Regions from separate parts of the Mus musculus genome. Here regions 2, 3, 4 and 5 are each linked to region 1. The links are chromatin loops, found by intact Hi-C in ENCODE. Cell type or tissue: heart. All regions are shown on one strand. Links, peaks and the distances in the headings refer to the core of each region. The heading gives the core; the rest is flanking DNA. Region 1 overlaps Usp29 (ubiquitin specific peptidase 29). Region 2 has its middle 4.1 kb from the start of Zfp78. Region 3 has its middle 17 kb from the start of Olfr1350. Region 4 holds the start of Zim2 (zinc finger, imprinted 2). Region 5 has its middle 18 kb from the start of Zfp418.

Region 1 (4,929 bases), core at 383-4,382:
GGACTCGGGTTCAATTCTAAGCACCCACATGGTAACTCACAGTTGAGATGGGTCAGTGGTTAAGAACACTGACTGCCCTTCTAAGAGGGGTTCAGTTCCTAGCACCTACATGACAGCTCACAATTGTCCCTAACTCTAAGATCTGACATCCTCACACAGAAATACATGTAGGCAAAACACCATAAAATTAAAATGCATAAATTATTTTTAAAACTACATGATAACAATAAATGTAATTCTAAAATATTTTTAAAGGTACTATGCCCACCAGAGGGATATATGGCAAAGTTACAGTGGAGCAGCAGGAACAGGAGAAAAACATGGTCGTTAGTGAATTACACTGTGCAAATACAGAGCCTGGGCTTGTGGAGAGAAGGCAGCCAGAGTGTTTACCATTTCCCTGGCAGCCAAAAGAAAGCTCTACTCTCAAATCAGCAGCGGAATTTTCCACTGAGCTAAAGGCCAGGCTTCATTCCGGGAGTTATATACCTCCCTGTGTAATTAAGGACGGAAAAGGTCTCGTTTAGACATAAAACAATGTGGACAGTCTTCTGAGACTGTCTGTTTAAAGTCACATCTGTCTAAAGAGCCATCTGGCTTGCAAATTTCCCCTTGATTGTATCCTTCATTTTCATCCAAATTTTGAGAGCTGACAACATTGAATTTTATAATTTGCAGGCTTTATTGCTTCAGGGTGGGAGGGTTGGGAGGGTGAGACAGGGTGAGGGTCTCACTTGGAGCCAAGGTTGGCCTGGAATGATGTGGCCTAGGTTGGCTTTGAACTCTCAAGATCCTCTTACCTCAGCCCTGTAAGGCTGGAGTTTCTAGGTGTGAGCCACCATGCCTGGCAATTTAATTCTTAAGAAGTGTTTATCAGTGTCTGGTAAAAAAATCAGTGTTTAGTGGGATAGTTTATGGAGTTTACTTCTTTGATACAGTTTTAACTAAAAAAGAAGCATTTTATATTATAATTTTGAGTTCTTTTTTAATCATTATCACCATTACTAGGTTTAGGAGTTGGAGATGTTTTTGTTGTTGTCCTTGTCTTGAAACAAAGTATCACTATGGAGATGCAGCTAGCCTCAAACTCTTGAGATCTGCCTCCCTCTGCCTCCTGAGTGCAGTGAGCACCACCACCAAGGCTATTTGGGATTTTGAAAAGATGTGGTTCTACAAAGTCCACGCTTGCTTACAACATCAAATCCAGAATGAAATCTGGCAAAAACAAAACAAACAAGAGCCGGGTGGTGGTGGTGCACACCTTTAATCCCAGCACTTAGGAGGCAGAGACAGGCAGATTTCTGAGTTTGAGGCCAGCCTGGTCTACAAAGTGAGTTCCAGGGCAGCCAGGGCTATACAAAGAAACCCTGTCTCGAAAAACTAAAAAACAAAACAAAACAAACAAACAAACAAACAAAAAAAGAAACAAAGGGAGGGGGAGGCAGGCAACTCTTTGTGAGTTTGAGGCCAGCCTGGTCTACAGAGTGAGTTCCAGGACAGCCAGGGCTACACAGAAACAAAACAAAACAAAACAAAACAAAACAAAACAAAACAAAACAAAACACCTTCTCCAGATCAGTTCACACAAATTGTAACTCTTTGTTTTGTCTGTCTGTTTGTTTGTTTGTTTTTTCCTGATGTACTCCCACAGTTAGCTATTTTGTGGCTTCTTTCTTCTTCCAACAACCTTGTATCTTCATGGGAGTCGCCCCGGTGTCTTTGGCACAGAGCAGACTTCTTTAGTGTTTGGTACCAATATCCACACCTGATCTCTGCTCTGCAGTTTGCTCGCCATTCGAACACAAAGTCTTAGAAGATGGGGTTTGAAATCCACAGTATTTGGCAGGATTGCCCGAATTGGAGAAACTCAATGAACTTTTTTGTTTTTTTTGTTTTTTGTTTTTTGTTCTTTTTTAATTCTTAGGTTTTGTTTCCCAAGTACTGGGAGTTGAGCATAGAACCTGTGCTTAGAGGAAAGTGCTGCAGCCACAAGCTGCATTCTAGATTCATTTTCATTTTTGAGGTAAGGTCTCATATAGCTTGATTTTATTTTATTTTTTATTTTTTTGGTTTGGTTGGATTTTTGCTTTGTTTTGAGACAAGGTCTTACCACCTAATCCTAGCTAGCCTTGAATCCATTACGTAAATCAGGCTGACCTTGAACTCAAAGAGACCTACCTGCCTCTGCTTTCTCATTACTAGGCATAAATGGGCATGCCGCCACATCTAGCTACGGGGATAAGCTGGTTTGGAATTCCACAAGTAGCTAAGGATGGCCTCAAATTCCTCCTTCCAACTCTTAAGTGAAGTTGAACTATAAGAATTATATATATTTACAGTACACAACATGGATGCTCTGATATATGTGTCAATCAAACTATTGACAAACCATCCCCTCTCCATGGTGAGAACATTTAAGATCTGTCCTAGTGACTTCCAAGTAACATTACCATTAAATTGAATTGTTACACTGTCCGAAAGAACATGCAAAAGAAGAAATGGGAGCCCAGAAGCCAAAAAAAACCTCCACCCAATGACACACAGGCCGGTGTGAGATGCAGCCAGAGTATAAACTCAAATCCTCACGCCCTTGCTCTCCAGCCCTGCTGCTGTGCTGGCCTCCTGACACTTGATAGGTAAGTGCAGTCTGCTCCCCGGCTGCCTCCTTCTCGAAGCTCATCTATCCTTGTCCCTGTAGGGTAAATGCTTTGAAATATTTTAGAGCAACTGCAGCAACATCTTAAGAGGCCCGATTTCCCTAGTCATGCTCAAACTGTTTTCATCAATATCCTATGTGCGCCACCTGCTGGCCGATGACTGCAGTTACTGATGAACGGCCTTAAGGCTCTAGAATGTTCCAAAAATTCGATGAACGCAGAAGTCCCAGCACTGAGGACGGGTCTGTGTAGCAGGTTCTAGGGAAGCCTATGTTACATGAGAACCTCTCTAAAAAGTCAAATAAGCTGGGAATGTGGATCATTTGATAGATTGCGTGCCTAAAAAGTGCAAAGCCCTGGGTTCAATTCCCAACAAGGCCTAATCCAATCCTGGGGAAGGAAGAAAAGAAAGAAAGAAAAGAAAAGAAGGAAGGGAGGGAGGGAGGGAGGGAGGGAGGGAGAGGGGGGGAGAAGAGAGACAGAGACAGAGAGAGACAGAGAGAGCCAAGGTCATCCTCAGCTACAGTGAGTTTGAGGGCAGCCTAGCTCAGACTAAATGAGACCCGGTCTCAAAACAAAACATCAAAGAAGTTCCCTGGGTACAGTATACACCCATACCTTTTTAAAAATTCCTCTCCTTCCCAGGTTTAAACATAAACAATGCCTTGTTTTGTATTTTCAATACAGGGTTTCTCTGTGTAGACCTGGCTGTCCTGGAATTCACTCTGTAGACTAGGCTGGCCTTGAACTCAGAGATTTGCCTGTCTCTACCTCTCAAGTACTGGGTTTTAAGGCCACCACTGCAGAGCTATTAGACATAAACAATGTCAACCAGTACTCCAAAGGTCCCAATGACAAACCAAGATAACATATCACCGAAGTTTATTGGGCTTGCTTGCTTGCAGAGCATAGGTGAGGGTTGTCCATAGGGACGTGGATGCAGAGACGAAGGTCCTATGTGTTCCAGCCCCTCCCTTAGGTCACATATACTCTGGAGAGAGTCCTGTGATGCTTCCCACCCCTCCAATGAGAAGAAGAAAAACTGTCAAGGGGGCCCCTTTTGCATGGTGGTGGCTGCTGAACTCCCCATGATGGCAGTGGCTCGGCTCAGAGGCTAGACACACGCACTGCTCTCCCGAAGTCATTCCTCTGTGTACTTCTGTCTTCTGATCTCTTGGGTCGCCAGCATGCTGGATGTGGGCCTAATCCTAATTCTGACAACACAGGATTTGGGCAGCTGGGGGAGTGCAGACAGTTTGAAGGGGCTCTGGCCAGTGTGGTGAGTGCAGCTCTGGCAAGCCTTGCCCTTCTCCTCCATTCCCTCTGCCTTGCTAAAACCCCTTAGACTACATTCCTAAAGCTAGCCTCCAAGGTCTAGTCCCTTATTTGGCCACTTGCTCCTCCCTAGTCTGACTACCAAGGTCCAGCTATCAAAGTATTAAAGTCCAGCAGTCAAAAGCCCCCTTTGGCTCACCTAATAAACATGCCCAATTAAAATTAAACACCTCATCCTAGCACAGGGTTTCCCCTTTACCTTTATAAACTGTCATGCTCCTCGGTGCCACGTCTGTTTCCTTCAGAGGCAGTCCTTTGTTCCATTGTCCTTTGGGACAAATATCCCTATAACCTCTCCCTTCTTCCCCATCCTCTGCCTCCTGTGTCTCTCTTACTTCCCTGCTCCTTTGTGCTTAGAACTTGGTCTTGGGGGTCCCGAGATGATGCTTTTCCTTTCAGTAGCCATCCATCTCTCAATGGTCTGGTTACACAGTGCCTCTTGGGAGATGTCTTAACCTGACCCCAAACTCAGCCTGAGACATCTCCCCTAACACCTGCTGACTTGGCCCAGCTCCCTCCTCAGCCCCAGAAGTAGCACCAGATTCTCATTTTAAATACATTCCAGGGTCTACAGACAGATGTGCTGAGAGGAGGATTTGAGGAGAAATATCCTTTGTTAATGTCGTCCGCTCACCATGGGAGAGACTGGGATAGGGATCCAACAATGACCTGTAGACGTGAGTTTCTTCATTTGGAAGGCTGTAGCTGTCTGGTATGGTGGCACATGCCTTTAATCTCCACACTCAGGACCAGGTGGATTTCTGTACATTTGAGGCCATCTTGATCTAAGTAATAGCGACTTCCAGGGCTACACATGAGACCCCCCGCCCCCCACCACCACCTGGCCTCAAGTACCAGGCACACATACATATATGCACGCAAATACTCATACACATAAAATTAAAATAAAATAAAGAAAGTTTTGTTTTGTTTTTAA
Region 2 (4,929 bases), core at 421-4,420, 580 kb before region 1:
AACTGTCGTAACTCCAGTTCCAGGGCACCGGACACGGACACCCACACCCAGACATACAAATAGGCAATACACCAATACACGTAAAATAAAAAAAAATAATCATTTTTAAAATGCCCCATGCAGGTACTTGTCCACCAACTGATCTAATGGAGATTACTCCCTCAGTTAAGGGTTCCTCTTCCCAGAGGATTCTAGCTTGTGTCCAGTGGAAAACAATCGAGCCGGCACACCCTTTGGATCTTGGGTAGCTAGTTTATGAAGTTATGCCACAACCTTAGGTTCTTCCTTCCTTGCCATTTTACCACAGCACCATGATTCCCAAAGTCGTGCCAAGTTTTCTGTGCCCAGTCCCCAATATTTTCTGACTTGTGTCTTCATGGTTTTGGTTTGGTTTGGTTTGGTTGTTATTATTGTTCTTCCAGACAGGGTTTCTTTATGTAGCTGTCCTGTAAGTAGCTCTGTAGATCAGGCTGGCCTCAGACACACAGATCTGTCTGCTTCTGCTTCTTGAGTCCTGGGATTAAATGTACGTGCCACCACTGCCCAGCTTTGTCTTCACAACTTAAAAAAAGATCTTTTTGGTCTTTTCTCCCCTTCTCTCATATATTACATCCCAACTGTAGTTTCCCCTCTCTCCCTTCCTCTCCCCTCCCTTCAGTATCTTCCTCCCATCTCTCCTCTCCCCCAGACTCCCAACCTCACCCCTGCCTCCCTTCCAAAAAGAGCAGGCCTCCCAGGGACATCAACCAAACGGGGCATAACAAACTACAATAAGACCAGGCACATGCCAGCACATCAAGGCTGGATGAGGCAACTCAGAAGGAGGTGAAGGGTCCTTCCTATAAGCATGAAAACGGAGACAGGCCCTGCTGACACTGTAAGGAGTTCTGCTCAGCCATAACATATGCAGACCCTAGGTCAGATCCTACAGACTCGCTGATTTCCAAGAGACCCACAAGTCCATGACTTCGTGCCTTGTGTTCTTGTGTCGCTAACCCCTCTGGTTTCCCTTCCTCTTTCTCCACATGACTCCCAAGCTCCTTCTAAGGTTTGGCTGGAGGACTCTGCCTCTGTTCCCGTCATTTGCTGGATAGAGTCTCGCTGGTCTCTTTGATGCAGTTTTGCTAGTCTTAGAACAGTCCGCAGGCAGGGCAGATCGTAGGTTGAAGGTTTTGTGGTTGAATTGGTGTTCTAGTCCCAACCAACCTTGCCTGGTTACAGAAGATGGCTAGCTCAGCCCCATGTTCCCCATTGCTAGGAGTGAGAAGGATTTTATATGTTGACACACCAGCTGATGTTTGCTGTTACCTCAGTGTAACTGCTTTGTAAGAACCAGCAATGGTTGCCTCCATTTCTCTGTTGCTGAATATTTACATTGCTTAAAAAAAAAAATTCTGCTGAGCATCTTACCCATCCATGTTTTGGTGAGGACTGGGGAGTTACATCCACAGGAATGTCTCCAGGGTGGAGATCTCACAGTAGATACCTGGATCATGCATCATCATTCACTGCAGCCAAGCTTGAGAACTGTTGCTGGGTCTGGACAGCAGCCACTCTCCAGCTGCCACCAGCTGTTAGTTAGAATATCACCGAATTGGACTCAGTACTTAGGGAGACTTCTGGCTAGAAACTGCATTGAACCGGTGGCCTTTTAGGAGTCCACAAAAAGGATATTTCCCACCATCCTTTCCAGTAGAATTAGGATTGGTCTGGAAGCCAGGCCTACTGAGTACACAAATACACTATTATTAGTGGCTTAAGGAGCCCCTTCTTTTCAAGGCATTGAGTCTGGGGTAACTTGTCCCAGAAGTGAATGTCTAGCTGGGGGAAGCATGTGAGAAAATTTTGGCTTAACAGAGCAACATCTCTGGCTGGATTGATGAATCAGTGGTGAAGAGCACTGGCTGCTCTTTCAGAGGACCCTGGTTCAATTCCCAGCAACCACATGGCAGGTCAGAATTTAACTCCAGTTCCAGGGGATCCAACACCCTTAAGAGAGCAACATCTTAGTAGTAGGACCCAAACTATCCCATGTTTTGAAAACAGATTGGCTGAGTGTGGTAGTGTGTAACCCAAGAGCAGCACCGTGGCCTAGAACTTCCGGGTAACAATATTCCACCAAAATAAAATAAAATAAAATAAAATAAAATAAAATGGGGGCTGGCAAGCGGGTAAGAACACTGACTGCTCTTCCAAAGATCCTGAGTTCAAATCCCAGCTACCACATGGTGACTCAAAACCACCCGTAATGAGATCTGAAACCCTTTTGGGGTGGGTCTGAAGTCAGCTACAGTGTACTTATAATAATAAATAATCTTTGGGTCAGAGCGAGCAGGGACTGAGGGAACGGAGTGGACCGAAGGGAGAGGGACCGAGCAGGGCCTAGTGGGGCAGAGTGGGGTTGAATGGAGCGAGCAGAGGTATCCGAAATTCAATTCCCAACAACCACACGAAGGCTCACGACCATCTGTACAGCTACAGTGCACTCACATAAATAAATAAATAAATAAATAAATAAATAAATAAATAAATAAATAAATAAGCCTTTAAACATAAATAATGAATGAATAAATGAATAAATAAAATAAAGGTGTAGTTGAACACTCTTACCAGCAGGTGGCACTAGAGTACCGTGAAACATCCTTTCATACCTTGGTGCTTTTAAAGGTTATTAAACACCCTTTCCTCTCTCCTTGTGTCAACTCCAGATTGAGTCCATATCTTCTGATCCTTTGTGTACAGGAATATAGTAATTTTTTTTTGGTTGAGACAGACTCTCACTATGTAGCTAAGGCTGGAATTTCAGGTAAGCACCATCCCTGATATTTTTCCCCCTTTATCCAATCCAAGGCCTTCCCAGTTTCAGGATTTAGCACTGAGCTGCCTCTGCAACTTCAATAAGACATTGAACCCAGTGCAATTTACCTTCTTCCCCTACAACATGGTTTTCGTGTGTCAGCTGAATTCTGGCATCCTCACCCCCACTGTAGAAACAGCAACCCAAGGAGCTTAATACTGAAAAGACGGAGTTAGCCAGAGCCAGGCCTACCCTAACAGGCTTTAAACTGACTCTGCAAAGTCCACACCTGCATTCCATCTCGATGTATGCTGGATCCATGCATGCAGGATTTCTGCAGAATAAACACTCTTTGACATTGCATTCTATTTGGGTCTTTGCAAGTCATGGACCCTTACAATACATCTACCCTTTACCTCAGTTGCAGGATTAGACCATGTTGTTCTCTGTCTAGGAACACAAAAAAGTACAGAAAGTCAGAACAGGTGTCTAGATAGTGAGACCAACAAGGAGGCCTGTATCCATCTATCTCTCTCTATATCCATACCTATCCACCTACCATCTGCCTCTCCATCTATCAGTAACTCATGTCTATTTGTCTATTCATCTACCATATATTCTTCACTCTGCTACCACCCATCTATTTTTTTTCATTATTTCCATGAGTGGAAAAATAGCCTTTTGTTATTTATAAGGCCATTTCAGTCACAAATGAGTTTCTGTTGATGAAGTCATTACATGTTTTGTTTTGCAAATTTATGTTTTCTTTACTTCTACACCTCCAGTTTCTGGAAGCTAAAAGTGTTTTTTGAAAGAGGATTTCATTCTAGCTGAGGCTGGCCTGGAACTCACTATGAAACCAAGGCTGGTTTTGAATTTGTGGCAATTCTCCTGCCTCAGCTGAGTGCTGAGGTAGCAGGAATCAGCAGCTACACTCAACATGGTTCGTTAAGGAGGGTTTTCCTCAATGGGGGAGTTGAGAACTCTTTAGGGGGGGTCAGCCCACCCTTCCACAGGGGTTGCATATCAGACATCCTGCATATCAGAAACTTACATTACAATTTATAATAGTAGCAAAATCACAGTTATGAAGTAGCAATGGAAATAATTTTATAGGTGGGGGTCATCACCACAGGAGGAAATGTATTAAAGGGTTGCAGCATTAGGAAGGCTGAGAACCACTGTGGTAAGGTACTTTACATGACTGCAGGGGAGCCACCCAAGTGCTAAGACAGCTGTAACTCACAGTTTTATCTTTGGAGTGTGTGTGTGGGGGGAGGGAGGCGAGGGTGTGTGTATGGAGGCATGGGGTGGATAAAGGTAACATTGATTAACAGTAGCCCATGACTTAACCAATCATACCTACCTAATAAAGCCTCAGCTTGGCCCGCCCCGCCCCGCCCCGCCCCGCCCCGCCCCGCCCCCAGTCCCTGCCTCTGCCTCCAAGCAATGCAAGGCTTTCAGAAAGACCAAGAAGAATACAGCCATGTGCTAGGGGAGTGACACACTTCAACCCTGTGGGGAGAGAAACTCCAATTCTTACTTACTTCTGCACTTTGTCTTCAACTTGTTCATTTGTGTCCTTTAAAGTCTCCTATAAACAACAACAACAACAACAACAACAACAAGAGAATCCTGTGTTTTCCTGATATCTTTCACGCTAGCAAATGAATAGAACTCAAGAAGCACAGGTGGTAGAAACTTCAGCTTAGAGTCAGAAACACAGGTAAAACAACTGAAGTTTGGGAGTTCCATCTCAAACAGTGGGGAGTTTTGTAGGGCCAAGCCTTCAATTCCAGGTACTGTCAAAACTGAATTGATGACAACTAGCAGATATCTTTTATGGAATAGGTTTTCAAAGATGTTGAAATGTTATCTGAAGAAATCAGGAAATGTATGACACACCCTCCCTACTTTATATTTCTTTATAGCCCCCCATTTGTCAGGTCTGCTTTATCTGTGGAAATTAAGATCCAAGAAGCCAGGGAACTGTCTTTGCTTCTTCTCTCTCTTCATCCACATGGCCTCGTTTTATTTGTTTCAGCTTTTAATACAACTATCGATTTCTTGGTTCTTCAATGCAGGGTTAATTTCTAGTTTGGCAAAAGGCAGAAAAAAAAATCTGACTCTTG
Region 3 (4,929 bases), core at 563-4,562, 350 kb before region 1:
CCTCAGAAAATTGGATATAGCACTATCAGAAGATCCAGCAATACCACTCCTTGGCATAAACCCAGAAGATGATCCAACTTGTAATAAGGAACCACTCAGGAAACCAATCTGACAGTTCCTGAGAAAATTGTTCCATCTGAAGACCCATCTGTACTACTACTGGGCATATACTCAAAAGACGCTCCAACATATAACAAGCACACATGCTCCAGTACGTTTATAGCAGCCTTATTATTATAGCCAGAAGCTGGAAAGAACCCAGATGCCCCTCAACAGAGGAATGGATACATTTACACAATGGAGTACTACTCAGCTATTAAAAACAATGACTTCGTGAAATTTGCAGGCAAATGGATGAAACTATAAATTATCCTGATTGAGGAAACCCAGACACAAGAGCGCACACATGGTATGTACTCACTAATAAGTGGATTTTAGTTAAAAATATCAGACCACCCACAATACAACATATAAACCATATGGAGCGTAAGAAGGAAGACTAAAGTGTAGTTGCTAAAATCCTACATAGAACCTGGAAGAAAACAATCACAGGAGGTAGAAGGAGGGAGGGATGTGGGAGGCAGGGAGGAGGGGGAGTGAAAAAATCAGGGGCAGGTATTGGAAGGGACAGGAGAGAAGTAGAGAGGGTTAGGAAATTGAATAGAAACATGTAGCAGTGGGGGATGTGAACTGGGGGTAGCCACTAGAAAAGTCCCAGACTCCAGGAAGTGAGAGGCTCCCAGGACCCAACAGTGATGACTTTAGCCAAAATACCCAACAAAGGGGAGATACAACCTACATAGACCACCTGCAGTAGATAGGCACAGCCCCAGTTGAGGGATGGGGGCACCCTCCATCTCAAAAGTTTTAACCCAGAAATGTTCCTATTCAATGATGGGCCCTATTTGGCCTTGAGGACAAACCTGAGCCTGGCTTGATTTTCGAGACCTGTCATTCGCTTCTACTCCAGAATGACCTATAGACCTGAATGAGACTGCTTCTGACTAGCTACCACGGATGTATAAATTCCTGATAAGCCCTGTGAGATCACCCCACACACCTCGTCATCTCACCCCATATTTCTATCCCCACCTCTTTGCCCTGTTTATATAAACAAATTGCTGCCACATGTGGTTCTTCTCCGGTGTCCAACTCTCACCATCCTGCTCAGCCCTGGAGAGACCTGACAGGTCTGGGCTTCTCTCCTCGAAGCTACCTGCCGGCAAAGAGCTGACAATACAATGGAAAGACAGGGACAAAAAAAAAAGTGGAGCACAGACTGAAGGAGAGACCACCCCACCTAGGGATCTATCTATCCCATCTTCAGACACCAACCCCCTAAACTATTGCTGATGCCACAAAGAGCTTGCTTTCAGCAGCTTGGTATGGCTGTTCTCTGTGAGGTTCTTCCAGCACCTGACCAATACAGATGCAGATACTCAGACAACCATTGGACTGAGCCTGGAGACCACAATGGAAGTACTAGGGGAAGGAATGAAGAAGCTGAAGGGAACTGCAACCCCATAGGAAGAAAAATATTAACTAACTGGGCCACCCAGAACTAAACCACCAACCAAAGAGTACACATGGAGAAATCCATAGCTCCAGATACATATATAACAGAGGAGGGTCTTATTTGACATCAGTGGGAGGGGTGGTCCTTGGTCCTGTGGAGGTTCGGTGCCCCAGCACAGGGGACAGCTAAAGCAGTGAGGCAGGTGAATGGCTAGAGGAGCACCCTCATAGAGGCAAGGGGAGGGAGGAGAGGAGGGATAGGATGGGGGTTTGTGGAGGGGTAACTGGGAAGGGGGATATCATCTGAAAGGTAAATGAATAAAATGATTTTTAAAAAGGGGGTGTAGCTGCACACCCTAAGTAAATTGAGCTGAGTAGAGGCCCAAGCTGTAACCCAAGAAAGTTGGGGGCTGCTTGGGCACAGGACTGAGACTAATTGGTTTGGGGGCCATTATTGCCAGAAATGCAGCCTCTGCAGCTGAGGATGAGCAGCTGAAACAGGGGAGGAGCTGACTTCGCAACGCATTTCTCACAGGCACAGGGGGCATCTCTGCCCATGCTTGAATTCCTGTGCTCTCGCCCCCTCATGCTCACTTATCTGTGTCCCCACATCTAAGTGGACAGCCAAACCCCATTCTCCCAGCCACCTGCACGGTGTCAACTGAATCCTGAAATCAAGTGCACATGCAGTGGGCTGCAGTCAGCATCCATGCCTTGAGTCAGCCACACACGGGCATGGGATAGGGTTTGGGCCAATTTTCCAATTGAGGAAAAGCCATAACAGGTCACACATAGGAAATGGAAAACAGCAGAGGCTCAGAAGCTGAGTTTTTTCTGCAATCAACCTCTAAGAGAATCAGATACCACTACAGTATCCTAAATCGAACACAAGAGGGAGACAAAGACACAGGAAACTTGGGATCAGGTAATAGGGGGTTGAAGTAGATAATTTCAGAGAGCAATGGAGATGAGCATAAAGATGACAAACATAATAAAGACTTTTTGGGTGCTTATGTAGTGCTCATTTAAAACGGCTCAGAATGGATGGAAAAGTCTAGAGAAAATCGTAAAGAGAATCTGTTATGAATATCACCTGTCAATAAAAAAGCTGATGGCCAATGAGCTGAGGCAGGAAATGTGAGGTGGGACACTGTCAGAAAGAGAGAGGATTCTAGGAAATAGGGAGAGAATAAAAGAGGATGCAGGGAGCCACGTGGGAGGAGATTCCAGGAAACGGATAGGGAGACGGACATAGCAGGTAGCTGAACTCAGGGAGCCACCGAGGAAAACGCAAGGATGCAGGCCAGGACTGAAGGAGAGATAACTAATCAAGTGACAGACACAGAATAGTTTGAGTAGGTTAAATAACTTACGAGCTAGTCAGGAAATGAGCCAAAGCCTATGGCCTAGGTATTTTTAATTATAAACAGTCTCAGAGTTGTCATGCCAGGAGCAGGGGCTGAGAAAGGAAAAACAGATTTAATAAATACATTTTTACAGGAAATCAACACCTTGCTAAATATAATTATTACATTGTTAAGTTTCACTCTTATCCTACTAATGTTTCAGTTTGCTACATCTTATCAAAAACCAAAGTCTTAGAAAAAGGATTAAAAATTTTTATAAGAGAGAGTGAAGGCAATGTTAGAACATTAAAGGAAAATTAGAGACATTTGTAAACAAAACTGAGGAGGATACTAAAATAGTAAAGATAGGGAAACAAACATTACAGGGAATTTTAGAGACATGTATAAGCAAAATTTAGGGGGAGATTAAGATAATAAAGATACAAGAAAATAAAAATAATAAAAACTGGAGACAAGTCTTGGAAGAAAATTTACAAAAAAAATATGAGTAAACTTGAAGTAGTTATAAGACAGAGTGAGAAAGTAAGGCCAGAACAAAACCCTAAAATGATTTCCCAGCCTTGAGAAGGAACTTGGAAGGAAATGAAGGAAATCCATATGGTTACCACACATTTGAATGGCAACCTATAGAGGCTCAGGATTTTAAAAGGTTTAAGACCCAACAAGCAGCTGAAAGAGTCAGATGCAGATATTTACACCCAACCAATGGACAGAAGCAGCTGACCCCTGTTGTTGAATTACAGAAGGCTGAAAGAAGCTGAGGAGAAGGGTGATCCTATAGAAGGACCAGCAGTCTCAATTAATCTGGACCCCCGAGATCTCTCATACACTGGACCACGAAACAGGCAGCTTACAGCAGCTGATAAGAGTTCACCACACACATACAGTAGAGGACTTCCGAGTCTGGGTTCATTCAGAGATGATGCACCTAACCCTCAAGAGACTGGAAGCCCCAGGGAGTTTAGAGGTCAGGAGGGGTGGGGATGGGGACATCCACATGGAGAAGGGGTGGAGAGGAGGTGTGGGATGTGGAACAGTAGGGTGGACGGGGGTGGGGGTGGGAATAAAATATGGAGTATAAAAAAATAAATTTTAAAAAAGGAAAAAAAACAAGCTTGAATGGGATCATTGGGCACAGGAGAGAGAGGGGGGGAGGGAGGGGGAGGGAGGGAGGGAGGACGGACAGACAGACAAGCAAGCAAGCAATAATGAGCTATGGCCTCAAATACATAGGACAAGGCTGAACAACAGAGAGGAACTGAATCATTTACAAAGATAACCCAGGGTTCAAACGAACCTTTTACAAAGACTGACCACAGCTCCAACTATTAGAGAATTTTTAATTGAATCTTTAGCTTTTGAAAATGCTAACAGTAAATGCAAAAAATTAATTAGACCATTAAGAACAAGATTTGTACCTCTTTATGATGGATTAAAACAACTGCAGACACAGAAATAAATGTTCACAATGTCCATTGCTGTGTCTGTGAAAGATCAAGTTATTCCCTAAAGAACTGTAACCAAATAGTTCCTAAAGATAAATTCTTCTATAACAGGAATAATTCTAGAAGAAAGTTTCCTGTGAAATATAGAAGATGTGGAAGAAACAGTCGTATTGCTCGTGAGTTTGGGTCATCCAAAGATGTAGTACACAATTCCTTAATGTCAGAAAACAAACTTTTCTGCTGGGCTTTGCTTAAGACCCAAAACAACAGGAGCATTCGTTTCCTGTACACCAAGAAGAGGTATTTCTGAAAAGCAATTTTAAAATTCAAGGCCTGAAATGTGAGGAGCGGGTGCAGCCACCGCCCCAAGATGGCACCCGGGACAGCTGCCAGGTCTTCTGACCTGTGCCTGACTTCCTCATTACCTCAGACTTAGCCACAGCCCAGCCGCCTGCACTACGCAGCTCGCCTGAGGTGTCATCACTTGCTGTGAACCTATGGAGTGCCATTATGTGACTGGGGTGATTGGGAGGAGTCAGTAGGGTATTTAAGGTGCGCCCCGGGGTTGCTCGAGGGATTCCCGTTTCTGCATTGCAATGCTA
Region 4 (4,929 bases), core at 334-4,333, 280 kb before region 1:
TGCGTGACAGCTCACAACTATCTGTGATTCCAGTTTCAGGGAATCCAATGCCCTCCTCTGGCTTCCAGGAGCGCTAAATGAACACCGTGCACAGACTTGCAGGCAAAACACTCATACACATAAAATAAAAGTAAAACGTACAAAACAAATGAATAACATGAACTACTGCCTCTGGCCCAAGCTGAGGCTCACTGAGATGGTGAACCATCCTAACAAAGACACTGAAAACTGACCTATGTCAGTAACTGGGCTGTAAGGAGAATACACACTTACCTAGGGAGACCAGGTTCTGGTGAATTCTCTTAAAGTACACGTTGTTCTGCAGTAAGCTAACTCCTCCTCCTCCAATCCAGCGCTTAAAGGTCACCAGCTCCTAAAACACCAGAGAATACCCCTAAGCGATTTAAAAAAACAAAACCCCCAAAACCGGGAAAGAGCTTAAGTTGAAACAATGTCTCTCACTTCAGGCAGCCACTGAATTGCCAGACTCACACCCTAGGGGTGGGTGTGGCCTACCCCCCACCCCTACCCCACCCCCTCAATCCCCACAGCTGACCAGGTCTTTATGTCTTCAGTCTCTCATAAAAGAGGGTAAAAAAGAGGGGTGGGAAGGCTGGAGAGATGACTCAGAAGTCAAGAGCACTGACTGCTTTTCCGGAGGTCCTGAGTTCAATTCCCAGCAACCACATGGTGGCTCATAACCATCTGCAATGGAATATGATGCACTCTTTTGGTGTGCCTGAAGACAGCGCACTCCCAAACAAAAAATAAAAATAGAAAAATTCCAGACTTTTCAAATCTTGTTCTGATTAAAATGGGATGTTGAACAAATCAGGGCAGGGAGACAAGAAGGGAAGCATTCAGTATGAGCGCAACTCGTAAAAGTGAAGACAGCCTTAGACAAGTGGGGGTGGGGCGCATTAACAGGGAAGATCTAGGAATCAGAAAAGATCCAAGAGCCATGACAAAAGACAGCTTAACTCACTTGCTGTCCAGAAGATGGCAGAACATCTTTGCATCCTGATTCTGCTGGCCACAGGTTTCCCTGTATCCTGAAAGCGCAGGGTCCTGAGCCTAGAGAAGAAATATAACCACCACACTGAGTCCTCTCTGGCCACAGCCTGTCGCCCGCGTATCACCCTGTCCTACTTTGAAGCCAGCAGTATCCCTGGGCTTCCCTTGGCAAAGCAAACGATCATGGAGACCACTTCTGTTCTCAGCAAAGTCGAGCTCCAGTCATTTCCCATTCTAAACCTCTCCGTGGGCTTCCCACAGGTTTCTAAGTAAAGCAGGAGTTCTCTGCATCAGTGCTTTCTTACCTGTCAATCAAGTTCACCAGGGAGGGGCCTGGAGAGATGGCTCAGCCCTTTAAGTGAGCTTAATGCTCTCACAGGAGGACCCGGGTTCTGCTCCCAGCACCCACATGGCAGCTTGAAATCATCTATAATTCCACTTCTAGGGGATCCAATATATTTTCTGACCTCTGCATACATGTGATACACTATATTTATTCAGATGTGTACACACACACACACACACACACACACACTAAAATTCAGGTAGCTTCAACTTCTAAATAGCAAATCAGAAGTTTACAGGAACCACATGAAGACCAAGCTACATACTTGTGAGGATTAAATGTTACTGACATACACTGCCGTAGGTCTTTGTTTTTGTTTGCTTTTTGTTTTTGAAAGGCAGCCTTTAAGGACCCCTTCCTACATTTTCAATCACTAATTTGTAAGATGACAGGATCACCTTACCCCAAAAGCCTGAACTTACAATCATCTTTTATGGAGGTCTTTTCCAGGTGATCTTTTCAGTAATTTCCTGTTTCTTTCTCAGACTCTATGCAATTTTTCCCCATTCCCTTCTAACTTCAGCTCAGCTCTGTGTATAGCTAAGCTAAACTTTTAACTTCTAGGACAATACCCTGAGTGTCCACATGAGGCACTGTAACACCATGTATAGAATAAAACCCGTGGCAGGTGGTCTAGCTTTTAAAAAGAGAGACTTGTGACTAAGGGAAAGGGGGTGAATTTGGGAAGAGTTGGGGACACGGGATAGTATGAGCAAAACTCATTGTATGAAATTCTCTGAGAACAAATAAAAAAATTGAAAAGAGGACAAGAGAGAATAATGCAAACCAGAAGTGTAGCCTCTGCAGGTCTAGAGCCTGATGGCCAGGTAAAAAATGTTGAAATGCTGTTTGGTGGCACCTGTAAACCCAGGACTCACAATGTGAAGCAGGAGGATTGCAGTGATTTCAAGGCCAGCTTCAGCCACATAACAAAATTCTTTAAAAAAAAAAAAATGGAATCTAGGAAAGCTGCAGTCCCTAAAGGGATAGGACCTCTACAGGAAGACCAATTAGTCAACTAACCTGGACTCTTGCGGAGCTTTGATTGGTGAATCATCAACCACCAACCAAAGAACACAGATGGGCTGGACCTAGGCCTCCCTGCACATATGGAGCAGATGTGCAGCTTGGTCTTCATATGGGTCCTGAACAACGAGAGCGGGGCTATCCCAAAAGCTGTTGCCTGTATGTCGGATATGTTCTTCTAGCTGGGCTGCCTTGTCTGGCTTCAGTGGGAGAGGAAGGGCCTAGCCTTGCAGAGACTTGAAGTGCTAGCAGTGGGGATACCTGGTGGGGGGAGGGGTGGCAGGGGGAACCTCACAGGCTCAGAGGTGAAGGGCAGGGGTTGGGGCAGTTAGGATGTGAATTGTGTAAGTAAGATTAATTAATTAAAAAAAATTCTGGAATCATAAGCACAGGCTATTTATTCAATCTTGTGTCAAAAAAACAAAGGCAGTAGTGCCTCTTGCAAAGCTGCTACTTAACAGAGTCAAATGAATTAATAACACAAACCACCTACAGGAATACATGGTTTGTATTAGTGCCCTCTTTCCCATCACTCTTTAATAGCTCTTTCAGAACTTTCTATAATATCCTGGGATCATATTGATCCTTCTTCTCTAAATTCTCCCAGACCCAACCCCTTTCTTTACCCACCTGTGTTTTGTTTTGTAAATCAATCAAGTCCAATGTGTACTGCCCATATTCTCTCAGGTGTGTGGCCATTTATTTAGCGGAGCATGGTCAACTTATCACCATCATGGAGAGAGAAGGTGGGCTCAATGAGCAGCTTAATTTTTTTGTTTTTTTTTTCTGTGTCAAAGGTGAGGCGTGCCTGAATCTAGCCACATGCTCTTTTCTGTCCATGCCCCAGCCCTCCTGCTAGAAATAGCTATGATCCCAGATTTTCCCTCCTCTGGGTATATATGTAATCTAATATATATTGTTCTCTTGGTATATACATAGTGTGTACTTAATATATTTTGTTTGTGGTTGGAATTATTTTTATTCAAAGGACTAGGGGCTTTGTTTCCTTAGTGTTGAAAGCCCCCTAGTTCTAACCTAGTAACCTGAATTCCTGAGACTGATACTGGAAAAGGATGAACTTGCAGTCCCCATATTTTAGATCCTCTTGCACTGGACATTTAGCCATTCATTAAAAGTTCACTTTTGGGGCTGAAGGGTTAGTGCTTAAGAGCACTGTCTGCTCATTCAGAGGTCCTGAGTTCAATCCCCAGGAACCACATGGTGGCTCATAGCTTTCTATAGTGTGATCTGATGCTCTCTTCTGGCATGTATGTGTACATGCAGAGCGGGCACTCATATACACAAAATCAATAAATCTAAAGAAAAAAGTTCATTCTTGCCCTAAAATAAAAAAGATAAGAAAAAAATCAGTATATTTATACTGAACATATCAAGTCTAGATTCTTTGGTAGTGTTGATTTTAAAAGAACACTGCCTTTTAAAAAGTTATGCACGTATGTGGGTATGCAGGTGCCCCACAAAGCCAGAGGCATCATTCTCCCAGGAACTGGAAGTACAGAAGGTTGTATGTTGCCTGGTATGGATGCTGGGAATTGAACTCAGGTCCTATGTAAGAGCAATACACATTTTTAACTGCTTAAAGGAGGAGGTATACATGAGGAGGGACAGTGAGAGGCAGGGTAGGGCTGAGATAGAGGAAGAGCTGGGTTGACGCTGTTCTGGGGAGTAATCCAAGATACAGCCCAAGATCTTGGGTTTCGGGAGGATGTGGACCAGAGGCAGCCTGGGGGGAGGGAAATGGAAAGCCCTGGGTGCACAAGACAATGATGGGACAAAAAGGCCATTTAGCCACGACTCTTCAAAGTCAGCCTCCAACCATAGGTTCTTTCTCACAAGCCTATCCAACTCTTCATGCACTATGCACTCATTTTTCCACAGCAAGCTCACCAAAGCCCCCACGGCATAATACATTACAGGACCTCATGCCACCTATTTTTGTCGCCTCCCTCAACCCCATGTGTCCCCTACTGCCCCAGCAGGTCCATAGTTCCCATTATGGAATCTCAATTTTCTCAGACACTCCAACACTCACCTGGCTCTCTGAAGGTTCTCGGCAGACTGAATTTCCAGAAATTTCCTGCTCCAAATTCCTGGGAGAGCGCATGCCCAGTCAGAGGTTCACGCATGCGCACTAGGGCAACTCCCACTCAGTGGGGGTGGGGAATAACAATTCACGGGAGTGGGTGGGGGCTGGTGGGGCCTCCCACGCAGTGAGAAGGGTCACGTGGTGGTGGTGGTGGTGGTGGTGGTGGTGGTGGTTGGGGGGAGGGGTTCGATGGGGGAACCTGGCAAGGATAGAGTTGGCGTCCCAGAGGCAGTATTGATGCAAGCAACTCTCTGTGACCTTCGAGTTCATGCCTCAACTTACTGAAGAGTTGCTACATAATTTCAAAATTTTGAAAATTAAAAGTTAACGGTGAAATTATTTTCCTATCATGGGTGACCAGATTTTCACACACACACACACACACACACACACACACACACACACACACACGCAATTACCCAGGTGACCATTTGAA
Region 5 (4,929 bases), core at 455-4,454, 250 kb after region 1:
TATTTTACAAATTTCTTTTTTTTTTTAAATTAGGTATTCATTTACATTTCAAATGCTATCCTGAAAGTCTCCTATATCCTTCCCCTCGCCATGCTCCCCTACCCACCCACTCCTACTTCTTGGTCCTGGTGTTTCCCCTGTACTGGGGCATATAAAGTTTGCAAGACCAAGGGGCCTCTCTTCCCAAAGATGGCCGACTAGGCCATCTTCTGCTACCATTGCAGCTGGAGACACGAGCTCCGGGGTTACTGGTTAGTTCATATTGTTTCACCTATAGGGTTGCAGACCCCTTCAGCTCCTTAGGTACTTTCTCTAGCTCCTCCATTGGGGCCCTGTGTTCCATCCAATAGCTGACTGTGAGCATCCACTTATGTGTTTGCGAGGCCCAGCATAGTCTCACAAGAGACAGCTATATCAGGGTCCTTTCAGCAAAATCTTGCTGGTGTATGCAATAGTGTCTGGGTTTGGTGGCTGATTATGGGACGGATCCCCGGGTGGGGCAGTCTCTGGATGGTCCATCCTTTCGTCTCAGCTCCGAACTTTGTGTCTGTAAGTCCTTCCATGGGTGTTTTGTTCCCAATTCTAAGAAGAGGCGAAGTGTCCACACTGTTTTCTAATTATTTCCATATTGGATAATTGGCTCATTACTGTTACCTATATGAACACATAATTTTTATTGTTATCCAGAATTCTGTGGACAAGTCAGTGGTCATGTGTTAATGGCCAAGTGGCTAATTGCTAATTGAAGACTATTAATAAAGCTACAAAGAACATAAGTATTCCGATCTTTTTTTGGAGAATGTATTTTACTTATACTAGTGATTTCAGTTAAGGTAACTTATATTTAAAAACTTCAAGATGGGTTTAAATTAATTGAGTCCATTGTGGTTCACAGCATCAGGAAAAATATGGAACATTGTGTGAGCTTGGTCCAAGAAGAAAACATTTCCTAGCAGAGAAAGACCAGTATTTGATGAAGAGTATGTGAGTAGCTGCTCTCTCCTGCTAGAACCTCCAAACCAGCACTTGAGAAAATCTTAAGAGGCTGAAGAGATGTCTCAGCAGTTAAGAGGTCAACCAGTGTACCCAAGTTCAGTCCCTAGCACTTCTGTTAGACTGCTAATGCCTGACCTTTACCCCCGCTCTGGGGGATCTGACACCCTCTTCTGGCCTGCGTGGGTACACATAGAGATAAAAATAAATATTTAAAAAAGAACGAACGAAAGATAAAGATCGCAAACATCGTCTTAGGGGTAATGCACAGCCATATTAATCGCATTCTGAACAGCTACAGATGGCTCCAAATCCAGCTTCTCCCTCCAGACACCCAGTCCTCACCCAGCTCTACTTTACCAGTTCATAGATATGAAGAGATCCCAAGAGACTCCAAAACATCAGATTGTTGTTGTTTGGTTTGGTTGGTCTTACTGATGCCATATGACTCAAACAGTTCTAAGTCTTTTTTTTTTTTTTTTTCTTTCTACTCTGTATTTTCTGCTGCAGTTCCCTAAGCCCAAGAGTCTGAAAGGGTGGGGTCCACCCTGGGATCTGGAATCTAAGGCTTATTTGAGATAACGCCAGGGGTCCTTCTTATCACACAGGACCGGAACTCGATCCTAGACGTTGTTTATCCCAATCCTGCGCTTTTCCGTGAGTGGATTATTATTCTTATACTTTTAGCAGTTTCCAGAATCCTGATTGGTATGCATAAAATTGCCACTGAGACCGACTGAGAAGGTGGAGGAGCTAAGGAAACTACATTACCCACAATTCATAGAGTGGCAAACGGCTGGACCAATGGTCTCTCGGAAAGATCTTTTCTGTGTTAGGGCCGCAAGCTATGGGCGAGATTTCCTAGATTTTTCTAACTCTGCCCAGTGGTCCTTGTAGCTGCGCTGGGTTTGTTGTTGTTGTTGTTGTTGTTGTTGTTGTTGTTTTCTCCCTATCGGAGATACAAGAGTGTGGCGTGGTGACTAAGATGGGCAGAGAGGACAGGTGAGGAGCTCTGTCGCCACCAACCGGCCGCGGTGAGGGATGCTCCAGCATTTGCAGAGTACTTGGGCTGCTGCCTCAGTGGCAAAACCTGTTGCGTTCTCCTGAGTGAGAGACGAGTATAATAACTCAAGTGATTCCAATTTTTTAGGTTTTTATCATAACTATTTTTAAGTTGATTGTAGAATTCGATTTGGTGTGTGTGTGTGTGTGTGTGTGTGTGTGTGTGTGTGTGTGTGTGTGTGCAGGTGTCTCTGGGGGTGAGATGGCAGCGGCAGATTCACCTTTAACAGGAGCTACAGAGCATTGTAAGCCTTAGATCCCAGATCCCAGGGTGGACCCCACCCTTTCAGACTCTTGGGCTTAGGGAACGCATGTGCTCCTAACTGCCAGGTCATCCTTAGTCCCCTTTTCTTATTTCTTTTAGCCTATAGTAATTAAACAAACGAGTTTCATGTAATGTTTTCATAATGCATATCACATACTTTGTTCATTTTCATTCCACTATCATCATCATCATCTTCTCCTTCTCCTTCTCCTTCTCCTTCTTCTTCCTTCTTCTTCTTCTCCTTCTTCTTCTCCTTCTTCTTCCTTCTTCTTCTTCTTCTTCTTCTTCTTCTTCTTCTTCTTCTTCTTCTTCTTCTTCTTCTTCCTTCTTCTTCTTCTTCTTCTTCTTCTTCTTCTTCTTCTTCTTCTCCTTCTCCTTCTCCTTCTCCTTCTTCTTCCTTCTTCTTCTTCTCCTTCTTCTTCTCCTTCTTCTTCCTTCTTCTTCTTCTTCTTCTTCTTCTTCTTCTTCTTCTTCTTCTTCTTCTTTTGTATTTATTTTGCAATAGCATACCACTCTAACTAGCATGGAACTCACTATGTAGACCAGGCTGGACTTCAGCTAACAGAGATCCAGCTGCTTTTTGCCTCTGAGTGCTGAAAATAAAGGTTTGCACCACCACACCAGGCGCTTCTCTTTGTAAGATCATAGTTCTGTCAGATGGGAGCAGGACTCTTCTGTCCTCATTTAAACTTAATTATCTCCAAACAGAGACTGCCATTGAGTATGGTCATACTGAAGAATAGAATGTTGACGTGAACTTTGAGACGCATAGTTTAGTCCAGGCAGTCCATAGATACTTGCTTTCCAGCTGAAATTTGCTTACTTCGGGTTTTTTTTTTTTTTAGCTTTTTTTTATTAGTTATTTTCTTTATTTACATTTCAAATGCTATCCTGAAATTTCCCTATATCCTACCCCCACCCTGTTCCCCTACCCTCTCACTCCCACTTCTTGGCCCTGGTGTTCCCCCGGACTAGGTCATATAAAGTTTACAAGACCAAGGGGCCTCTCTTCCCTGTGATGGCCGACCAGGCCATCTTCTGCTACACATGCAGCTAGAGACACGAGCTACAGGGGTACTGGTTAGTTCATATTGTTGTTCCTCCTATAGGGTTACAGACCCTTTCCGCTCCTTGGGTACTTTCTCTAGCTCCTCCATTGGGGGCCCTGTGTTCCATCCTATAGATGACTATGTGCATCCACTTCTGTATTTGCCAGGCACTGGCATAGCCTCACAAGAGACAGCTATACCAGGGTCCTTTTAGCAAAATCTTGCTGGCATATGCAATAGTGTCTGGGTTTAGTGGCTGATTATGGGATGGATCCCCGGGTGGGGTAGTTTCTGGATGGTCCATCCTTTTGTCTCAGCTCCAAACTTTGTCTCTGTAACTCCTTCCATGTGTATTTTGTTCCCTTTTCTAAGGAAAAATGAAGTATCCACACTTTGGTCTTCCTTCTTGATTTTTTTTTTTTTTTGTGTTTTGCAAATTGTATCTTGGGTATTCTAAGTTTCTGGGCTAATATCCACTTATCAGTGAGTGCATATCACATGAGTTCTTTTGAGATTTGGTTACCTCACTGAGGATGATATCCTCCAGAGTCATCCATTTTTCTGAGAATTTCATAAATTCATTGTTTTTAATAGCTGAGTAGTACTCCATTGTGTAAATGTACCACATTTTCTGTATCCATTCCTCTGTTGAGGGACATCTGAGTTCTTTCCAACTTCTGGCTATTATAAATAAGGCTGCTATGAACATAGTGGAGCATGTGTCCTTATTACCAGTTGGAACATCTTCTGGATATATGCCCAGGAGAGGTATTGCTGGATCCACCGGTAGTACTATGTCCAATTTTCTGAGGAATCGCCAGACTGATTTCTAGAGTGGTTGTACAAGGTTGCAATCCCACCAGCAATGGAAGAGTGTTCCTCTTTCTCCACATTCTCACCAGCATCTGCTGTCTCCTGAATTTTTGATGTTAACCATTCTGACTGGTGTGAGGTGGAATCTCAGGGTTGTTTTGATTTGCATTTCCCTGATGATTAAGGATGTTGAACATTTTTTCAGGTGCTTCTCAGTCATTCGGTATTCCTCAGTTGAGAATTCTTTGTATAGCTCTCAACCCCATTTTAAATATGGTTATTTGAATTTCTGGAGTCCAGCTCTTTGTATATATTGGATATTAGTCCTCTATCTGATTTAGGATTGGTAAAAATCCTTTCCCAATCTGTTGGTGGCCTTTTTATCTTATTGACAGTGTCTTTTGCCTTACAGAAGCTTTGTAATTTTATGAGATCCCATTTGTAAATTCTTGATCTTACAGCACAAGCCATTGCTGTTCTCTTTAGGGATTTTTCCCCCCTGTGCCCATATCTTCGAGACTTTCCCCTACTTTCTCCTCTATACATTTCTGTGTCTCCTGTTTTATGTGGCGTTCTTTGATCCAGTTAGACTTGATCTTTGTACAAGGAGATAAGAAAGGATCAATTCACATTGTTCTACATGAAAACCGCCAGTTGTGCCAGCACCAATTGATGAAAATGCCATCATTTTTCCACTGGATGGTTTTAGCTCCCTTGTCAAAGATCAAATGACCATAGGCTTGTGGA

The links. Peaks named below come from ENCODE experiments on the same cell type or tissue, not always from the same donor. Only the 100,000 strongest peaks of a DNase experiment are listed, where the experiment ranks them.
Region 2: it touches region 1 in a loop (18-fold over the local background); 23 of 42 quality-filtered maps call a loop at or near these places.
Region 3: it touches region 1 in a loop (5-fold over the local background); 20 of 42 quality-filtered maps call a loop at or near these places.
Region 4: it touches region 1 in a loop (9-fold over the local background); 20 of 42 quality-filtered maps call a loop at or near these places.
Region 5: it touches region 1 in a loop (4-fold over the local background); 15 of 42 quality-filtered maps call a loop at or near these places.

The regions. Positions count from the first base shown.
Region 1 is chr7:6,934,518-6,939,446 of GRCm38, forward strand. The region is part of intron 5 of Usp29 (ubiquitin specific peptidase 29); the gene reads left to right. Among named protein-coding and RNA genes, the nearest start is that of Zim3, 40 kb to the right of the region's middle. In heart, for the core only: a CTCF peak has its summit at 2,811 (motif pointing left); no DNase peak of the experiment used is centred there; H3K27ac peaks cover 270 bases.
Region 2 is chr7:6,356,761-6,361,689 of GRCm38, forward strand. No RefSeq gene overlaps it. Among named protein-coding and RNA genes, the nearest start is that of Zfp78, 4.1 kb to the right of the region's middle. In heart, for the core only: a CTCF peak has its summit at 2,613 (motif pointing right); a DNase peak (open chromatin) is centred at 1,551.
Region 3 is chr7:6,584,151-6,589,079 of GRCm38, forward strand. No RefSeq gene overlaps it. Among named protein-coding and RNA genes, the nearest start is that of Olfr1350, 17 kb to the left of the region's middle. In heart, for the core only: a CTCF peak has its summit at 2,393 (motif pointing right); no DNase peak of the experiment used is centred there.
Region 4 is chr7:6,657,874-6,662,802 of GRCm38, forward strand. It overlaps Zim2 (zinc finger, imprinted 2), which reads right to left and starts at 4,495. Exons shown (of 5, transcript NR_131759.1): 1 at 4,440-4,495; 2 at 986-1,074; 3 at 274-373. In heart, for the core only: a CTCF peak has its summit at 1,950; no DNase peak of the experiment used is centred there.
Region 5 is chr7:7,186,473-7,191,401 of GRCm38, forward strand. No RefSeq gene overlaps it. Among named protein-coding and RNA genes, the nearest start is that of Zfp418, 18 kb to the left of the region's middle. In heart, for the core only: a CTCF peak has its summit at 2,011; a DNase peak (open chromatin) is centred at 1,939; H3K4me3 peaks cover 810 bases; H3K27ac peaks cover 347 bases.